2 separate regions of the Homo sapiens genome follow, and region 1 is linked to region 2. A link is a loop called in an ENCODE intact Hi-C map of the cell type or tissue named here. Cell type or tissue: Caco-2. All regions are shown on one strand. Each heading gives the region's core, and the rest is flanking DNA. Links, peaks and the distances in the headings are about the cores only. Region 1 has its middle 73 kb from the start of PPP2R2B-IT1. Region 2 has its middle 120 kb from the start of PPP2R2B-IT1.

What was found. Hi-C counts contacts between places; a loop is a spot of excess contacts. Peaks named below come from ENCODE experiments on the same cell type or tissue, not always from the same donor. Only the 100,000 strongest peaks of a DNase experiment are listed, where the experiment ranks them.
Region 1: a loop joins it to region 2, with 5 times the contacts of the local background. A loop is called at or near these places in 1 of 110 quality-filtered maps.

What each region holds. Positions count from the first base shown.
Region 1 is chr5:146,990,646-146,995,045 of GRCh38, forward strand. It overlaps a transcript of PPP2R2B not described here. Among named protein-coding and RNA genes, the nearest start is that of PPP2R2B-IT1, 73 kb to the left of the region's middle. In Caco-2, for the core only: no CTCF peak of the experiment used is centred there; no DNase peak of the experiment used is centred there.
Region 2 is chr5:147,039,495-147,043,894 of GRCh38, forward strand. It overlaps a transcript of PPP2R2B not described here. Among named protein-coding and RNA genes, the nearest start is that of PPP2R2B-IT1, 120 kb to the left of the region's middle. In Caco-2, for the core only: no CTCF peak of the experiment used is centred there; a DNase peak (open chromatin) is centred at 2,587.

The DNA of each region.
Region 1 (4,400 bases), core at 309-4,308, 49 kb before region 2:
ATTGGAGTAGGCAAAGATTTTTCGAATAAGACTGCAAAAGCACAGAAACAAAACCAAAAATAGACAAATGGGATAATATCAAACTAAAAAACTTCTTTACAGATAAGGAAACAATCAACCGAGTGAAGAGTAAAATATGGAGGGGTTGTTGCAAACTATGCATCTGACAATGGATTATTATTCAGAATATATAAGAAACTCAATGATTCAATAGCAAAAAAAGAAAGAACAAAAACTAAATAATAGGATTAAAAATAGGCAAAAAACATGAATAGACATTTCTCAAAAGAAGGTATACGAATGGCCAACAGGTATATGAAAAAATCTTGAACATCGTTAATCATCAAGAGAATGCAAATCAAAGCCACAATGAGATGTCACCTCAACCCAGTTAGAATGAATATCATTAAAAAGATAAAAAAAACACAAATGCTTGTGAAGATACAGACAAAAGGGAATTCTTGTACACTCTTCGTAGGAATGTAAATTAGTATAGCCATTATGGAAAGCAGTATGGAGATTTCTCAAAAAATTAAAAATAGAGCTACCATATGATCCAGGAATGCTATTACTGGGTACATATACAAAGGAAATGAAATCAGTATGTTGAAGAGACATCTGCACTTCCATGTTTATTGCAGCACTATTCATAATAGCCAAGATAGGAAATCAACCTATGTACCCATCTACAGATAAATGTATAAATCTATGTGGAATCTAAAAAAGTTGATTTCATAGAAGTAGAGAGTAGAATAGTGATTACCAGAGGCTAGGGATGGGAGGCGGGAGAGGAGAACCAGGAATGGTTGGCCAATAGGTACAACATTACATTAGGCAGAAATAATAAGTTCTGGTCATATATTACATAGTAGGGTGACTTTAGCAAATAACAATGTAGTGTATATTTCAAGATAGCTAGAAAAGAAGATTTTGAATGTTGTCACCACAAAGAAATGAAAAATGTTTAAAGTAATGGATATAATACTTTACACCAACTCAATTATTATACCATATACACAAGCAATGAAACATCAACTTGTACTCCCTAAATATGTACAATTATTGTTTCAATTATAAATTCTAAAATTAATTAATCAAAGAAGAAATCAAGAGAACAACCATATTTTACAATAAAATAAAATGAAATACTTAGGGATACATTTATCTAAGGTAGTAAAAGACCTGCACACTGAAAACTACAAAATATTGATAAAATAAACTGTAGAAGACATAAATAAATGAAAATATTTTCCATATTCATGGATTGGAAATATTAATATTATTAAAATATTTATTCTTGCCAAAGCAATCTACAGAGTCCATGGAATCCATATCAAAATTCCAATGTTAAAATTTTTCATAGAAATAGAAGAAACAATTCTAAAATTTATATGGAACTACAAAAAATCCCAAATAGCCAAGACAATCATGAGCAAAAAGAACAAAGAGTTATTAAACCACCTGATTTCAAACTATTACTTAAAGTTATAGTAATCAAAACAGCATGGTACTGGCATAAAACACACATACAGACAAACAGAATAGATAGCCCAGAAATGAACATATTCATGTATAGTCAATTGATTTTTCACAAAGGTGCCAAGAATACCCAATGGGAAAAGGATAGTCTCTTAAACAAATGGTGTTGGGAAAACTAGACAGCTACTTTATTTCTAAAAGATATTTTCACTGGATATCAGATTGTAGTTCTCTTTCAGCACTTGAAAAAATGTAGAGCCACTTCCTTCTGGCTTCTGTAATACCTGATGCAAAATCCATTGTCATTCATACCTCTTTGTATGGAAGGAGTATGGGTTCCTTGTTACTGCTTCCCACATGGCCTTCAGTGACTCTATGTTGCGGGGAGGGCTTGTTTCTGTTGGGTGGTAGCGACAGTTCTGACTCTCCATTAGGCCTCTTATACCCCTAATAGGGAGGACAAGGGGCACCTTATCACCGCCAGGGTGTTGGGGGAGTGGAAACCCAGCATCATCCTCATGTGGTTTACACAGACACTTCAGGGCAGGGGGCTCTCATTACAACATAGTTGGGATAAAGTCCTGGCTTCCTACATGGAATTCTCTGATCTCACCCCAGTGGGATGTTGAGATATTTCATTACAGACTTATAATTTCATTACAGACTCTTATAGGTGAAAGCATAGGCTCTCCACTCAGCCTTGGCTGGCATGGGGGCTATGGTAGATAATATTATATGTAGGATCAAGAAAAGCTGTGGCAGCTCTGTATTCAGTGAACACCTGAATTCTTTATTCTGGTGATGAAAAATCTTTTTTATTTTTATGTTTATTTTTTTAGATGGAGTCTTGCTCTGTCACCCAGGCTAGAGTGCAATGACATGATCTCGGCTCACTGCAGCCTCCGCCTCCCAGGTTCAAGTGATTCTTGTGCCTCAGTCTCCTGAGTAGCTGGGACCACATGTGTGCACCACCATGCCCAGCTAATTTTTGCATTTTTAGTAGAGACAGGGTTTCACCATGTTGGCCAGGCTGGTCTCAAACTCGTAATCTCAGGTGATCCACCTGCCTCAGCCTCCCAAAGTGCTGGGGTTACAGGTGTGAGTCAATGGTCCTAGCCTTAGAAAAAAATTTTTTTGAGACAGGGTCTCGCACTATCACCCAGGCTAGAGTGCAGTGACACCATGTTGGCTCACTGCAGCCTCTGCCTCCTAGGTTTGAGCAATCCTCCTACCTCAGCCTCCCGAGTAGCTGGGACTACAGGCTGCTCTACCACACCTGACTAATTTTTGTATTTTTAATAGAGATGGGGTTTTGCCATGTTGGCCAGGCTGGTCTCAAACTCCTGAGCTCAAGTGATCCACCTGCCTCAGCCTCCCAAAGTGCTGGGATTACAGGTGTGAGCCACTGCACCCAGCTGGTGATAGAAAAATCTAATAAGGAGTACACAGTATAAGCTTCAGGATACCAGTTTGACTCTATACATTGCTACTGTGTGATACACAGAAGCAGAAATTTACTCTTTCCAAGCCTCAGCTTTCTTATTTGTAAAAATGATGGCTATAGTAACTACCTTAAAGGACTGCCTCCTAGCTCACAACAGGGGCTCAATAAATGACACTTGCTATCATCATCATAACTGTCATCATTGTCATTGTAACATTAACTAGAAATATCCAGCACAGTTTTTTTTTTTAAATAAATGTAAGTCACATATAAACTAGATTCTGGCTCCCTACGTTAGGATACTATAATAGTTAGTAGCTGTTCTCTAAGGATCCAGAATTGCTATTTAAGCCAGGAGTCATAAACAGGCCCCAGAGCTGTGTGTGACCTGCAGAAAACTTCTTCTCATTAAAACCACTGTATTTTCCCTTGGGGTTTGGACTCACTTCAGGAATAGCTAAGCAGGTTGTGGCTTCTTAAGGTCAAGGCAGACAGTCAAAAAACCTCTTCTAGCCATTTGGCTCTTACTCGGCTGTGTCCCAGCTGGGCCAGTTGGGCATGTGACAGGGCAATGGTCCATTTCAACAACTCAGTGCAGCTCCAGCAGGCTTTTCCTACACCATATGTTGCTAGAGCCAAGCAACAACCTGGTGAGATAGTGAGGATATTTTGCAGGGAACTGGGGACAAGGGTGAAGGCTCAGAGAGGTAATAACTTGCGTAACCCAGCAAATAAGTGGCTGAGTCAGGAGGGGACTCAGTCATTCAACCTATATTTCGTGAGTAACAGTTCAGTTTGGCTTCCTCCAGAAGCCAACTCTGAGTCAAGGATCTGGTTGAGAGTGTTTTTTCATGAGAGACGATCCCAGGAAATATTGGTAGGGGAGTAGGGAAGTCAGAAAGGAACAGAAGGCCCCCAGTGAATAATGAATTCTTAAGCAGTTTAGTACAGGGGGCCACTGGAGCTTAAGCCTCCTGTAGACCATATAACTCAGCCTTATCCCACTTTAGGGTGAAGAAAGCCACTATAGTATTTATCCACCAACCCTGACAGTCCTTGGTTGAGGCTGCTCCCAGGAGTGTTAATTCCCTGGGGCCTATGACTCTCTGCCTCCAAGACCCGCTCTGCCCAACACTTCAGATGCTGATGTTTGGCAGCCAGTCAGGCATGCATGTGAATGGTGAGGAGTGAGGCTCTGCACAGGGCATTTACTTTAATGTATCATATACTCAGCACTGTGCCAACTGCAAGAGATGCAGTGGTAGTCAAGACAGACATAGTTCTTGCTCTTATGGATTTTATTATTTAATGGGAAAGACCAAAAAGTATATAGGCAATTACAATGCAGGGTGATAAGAGGTGCAATGATGGAAGTATAGAATTCTTGGGAACCTATATAGGAGGAGTCCTTGTCCCAAGACTGAGGTGGGTGCAGAAGAGACTCCCTAGAGGCAGTGGTATGTTAGTGATTTAAGTC
Region 2 (4,400 bases), core at 134-4,133:
TCTGTGCAGAATTAGAGTACAAGATGGGAAAAGAGAGATCTGCAACTGGGGCCTGAGAAATACTTACCAGTAAGCACCCAAATTAGCCACAACTGCTCAGAAACCTACCACGGAGACCATCTATGAAGGCTACTTGCAGGAGGACCAATTTGAAGGCAACTTCTGCAGTTAAGTATATGCAAGTTCATCATTTCAATTTTATCTGAATCTGCTTGTTCATGTCTTATTTTTAGTTCCCACCTTAATTTGGATCTAATGCTTGCCATGATTAATCAACCATTTCCTCCCACCAGAATGTAAGATGAGAGCAGAGATCCATCTGTCCTTTACAGTGCTGTGTACTCAGTGTCTAGAAGCATGCTGAACACATAGTAGGTGCTCAAGTAATACTTAATAAAGGGACCAACAAATGGCCCAACACTAAATTTCCTCTGTAGACAAAGGCAAGTGGAAGAGCAGAATGAAACATTTATTGAGTCCCTTCTAAGCCCCAGGCACTGTTTTAGATGTTTTACGTATCTTATTTCATTTGTTGACCCTGTTAAGTGGCAAGCTTTGAGAGCCTCACTTATAAAAAGCTAAAATTCATGGAGTGAAGATGCCTTTCTTCTTCCATGCCATAAAATCAGGTCTTGCTGGGCAAGTGGGTTTTTAAATGAACATTGGGTATCACTGGAAGCCTCAAACTCTAATCAGTTTGGTGAGGTCTATGCTATGACCTGATAATGTTGTTTCAAATAAATAATTATTCAAATAAATAATTTTGTATGATACCCTAGCATATCTGAGGATCAACAGAGAATTGTAATGAGAGCTTTGGCCACTGCCTCACCTATAGGATCACTTCCATTTATCATCTCAGCTCTAATTTATCTGAATCAAAGTTTAAAACAATTTCCAAACAGAAGACTAGAAATACTGCAAATAAAGTGAATTTGGAGGAGGCTGTTCCCAGCAGGTACAGAAAGCTTAGCCCAGGTCAGTTAGACAGGGACAAATGCAAGCTGGCATAGGGTCATGCTTGAGATTGGACTGGAGAAATTGTAGGAGAACCAGTTCATAATAAATGACTGTCCCAAATCCCCCGCCCTGAGCTCAAAATACTCAGGCTTGGCCCTTTACTTAGTGATGCTTCAGGGGCTCAGTGTGAGCAAACATGTAACATATACCCTGGCCCTGAATGACCTTGTTAGGTACTCCGTGTGAGGAAGGTAGCACTTACGAGAACATTCTTGAAGGTTTAATAACAGCGAAGTCTTTTCAGCTCATTCTGTGTGTAAATAGGGCCAATTTCAAGAAAAGATGAGTTTCCTTAAAAAAAAAAAAAAAACTGTAAAATAATAGTGCCATTACACATACCTCCCTCAGCCATTTAAAAATACCTTGAGGCTGGTTCTCTCCTGAGGGCTTATCAAGACACAAGCCTGCCAAGTGAAAGGTAGTCGATTCTTTATAGTGTATCCTTGAGGTGTTTTCCCCTCTTCACAGAGTTACTACTCAGGTCAGCACATTGTTCTAAGGTATTCCCAGGAATGTCAGAAACAGTCAAACCACTTTGCATGTAAGTACAGAGGCCAAAACACCACTCTGGAGTCCACAGGCTGGTTCAGTCCTGGTAGTTTACACTAATTCTCTGTGTGGTTTTGGGAAGCTCACCCAAGGGTTTTGGGTTAACCGCTCTGCAAGATGGTGGGCAGGATCTAAAAAGGGCTTCCATGTCACTTCCAACTCTGGCTGTCTGACTCGATGAGGACTGCCAAGGGCCAGTGGGTGCCCTCCTCTCCTCACAGGCTGTAGCAGCCATCTAGAAAATAGCTCTGTTCACAGGCAAGGGAGAAAATTGACATTGTTCCTTTGCTTCTGAGTTCACCTGTAAGACCCTTCCTTCAGCATTCTGCAGCTATGCTCTCTCCAACTGAGACTTAGAGAATTGGGCATTATAAACAGCAAATCTAATCCCCTTTTCTCCACCATCATTGTTCCCTGGTGCTAAGTCCAGAGTTTCCATACCCTGAACTAGACATGGAAGGAGGGAGGAGACTACGCAAAGTTCAGTGGTGCCATTTTTTTTTTAACTTTGTCATCCTAGGACAAAGTTTCTTGAAGTATTACACTTAGAGTTTTTTCCTTAGAAGGCACTGGGGTACTTCCTGAAGACGGTGATTCTTGGGCTTAGCTCAGGATCTACTGATTCAGAGCTTTAGGGGGGCTGTAAGTCCCCAGATCTTCATTTTCTTTATTTTTATTATTTGCTTTTTATTCATTTGTTTAACCCTTTTCTACCATAGCTTCATGGTGTCTAACACCTCAGTGACAAAGCTTTGTTGATGACAGTGTAATGCCCAACCTTGTTTTTACTAACGCTATTTTTAGACTCTCCCTTTCCTTTAATCACCTAGCCTTGCTTCCACCTGAATTGACCCTCCCTTAGCTAAGAGAGCCAGACAGACTCCATCTTGGCTCTTTCACTGGCAGCCCCTTCCTCAAGGATTTAACTTGTGCAAGCTGACTCCCAGCACATCCAAGAATGCAATTAACTGATAAGATACTGTGGCGAGCTATATCCGCAGTTCCCAGGAATTCGTCCGATTGATAACGCCCAAATCCCCACGTCTATCACCTTGTAATAGTCTTAAAGCCCCTGCACCTGGAACTGTTTACTTTCCTGTAACCATTTATCCTTTTAACTTTTTGCCTACTTTACTTCTGTAAAATTGTTTTAACTAGACCCCCCCCTCCCCTTTCTAAACCAAAGTATAAAAGAAAATCTAGCCCCTTCTTCAGGGCCGAGAGAACTTTGAGCATTAGCCGTCTCTTGGCTGCCGGCTAAACAAGCGGACTCAATTCGTTTCCAAGTGTGGCGTTTTCTATAACTCGCTCAGGTACAACAACAGGGTGGGGGATTGCTTTGAGATCTCCTAATTAAAAATGCCATAGGACTACCCAGATTTTTGGTTACTGAGTACAAATCTTCATTTTAAGCCAAATACTGTAGATAATTCTTATTTATGGTAGCTAACATTTGGAAACTACTGTCCTAGAAAAAGGTAGACAAAAACTTTTAGCCTTTTGCTGCTACTAACCATGATGATTATTCATTCATCCAACAAAGATTTATCATTCACTACTATATGCCAGGTAAAATAATGAGCAAAAACACAAAGTCCCTGTTCTCACGGAGCCAGCAGTCTAGCAAGAGAAAGAAATGATAAACAAATACATAATATGTCAAGTAGTAAGAAAATCTAGGCAGTGAGATGAAGGGTGAGTGATGGGAGGTGTGCTTTTCAGACAAAGTAGGCAGGAAGGTTTGTATGTAGGATGATTGTGCAAAGACAAAAGAAGTAAGGAAAAGAACCATGTGGCTGAGGGAAGAGCATTCCAGACGGAGGGAGCCACAAGTAGAAAGGCCCTGGAGAGGGGATGTACGTGGTCTGTTTGAAGAACAGCAATGAGTCCAGTGTGGCTGGAGTGAGGTGAGTGAAGAGGAGTTAGAGGAGATCAGGGGCTAATACCTTGTAGCTTGTTTGCGTTATTTCTAGGCTGCAGAATACTATACAGTCTGGATTGTGGAACAATGATTTGCAGTGATAATATATTATACACCTGTTCTTAGTCTTTTGTCCTTATTTATGCTGTAACTCCCTGTTCCTGGCTGAACTCCTGAAGACAACCTAAAATAGGTCTTTTGCTTGAGAATTGGGGCAAAGAATAAGAAAGCTTTGGGAGGGAGGTGCTATGGACTAAATTGTGTCCCCCTGCAAAGTCATAGTTTGAAGCCCCAACCCCCAATGTGGCTGCATTTAATAATAGGGCCATTAAGGAGGTAATTATGGTTAAATGAGGTTATTAGGGGTGGGACCTTAATCTAGCAGGACTGGTGGTGTTTTTGCAAGAAGAGAAACGCAGAGAAAAGACCACGTGAGGACTCAGTTGAGAAGACGGTCGTCAGCAAGCCAAGGAGAGAGACCCTAGGAGAAACCAGCCTGCTGGGACCTGGATCTGATACTTTCAGCCTCCAGAACTGTGAGAAAATAAACTACTGTTGTTTAAGCCACCCAGACTCGGGCATTTTGATATGGCAGCCTTAGCAAACTAATACAGGAGGGTAGGACCAGGAGGTCTTTATTTAATTATTCACCTATTTACTTCCTCAGACTTTGCTGCATGCTCAGTATGTGCAAGGCACTGTGCTGCTTCTTTGCATGCATTATTTTATTTAATCTCACAGCAATACTGAAGTAAGCTTTATGACCATCACCTTACAGATAAAGAAACAGAGGCTTACTTAGGGGCAGTCAGTTGGCCAGGGGACATGTTGGAGCTTTTATTCAAATGCAGGACTGTAACAGTAAAGCCTGTGTTTTCCCTACATCTCAGAAGCGGGAGAACAGAGGTGT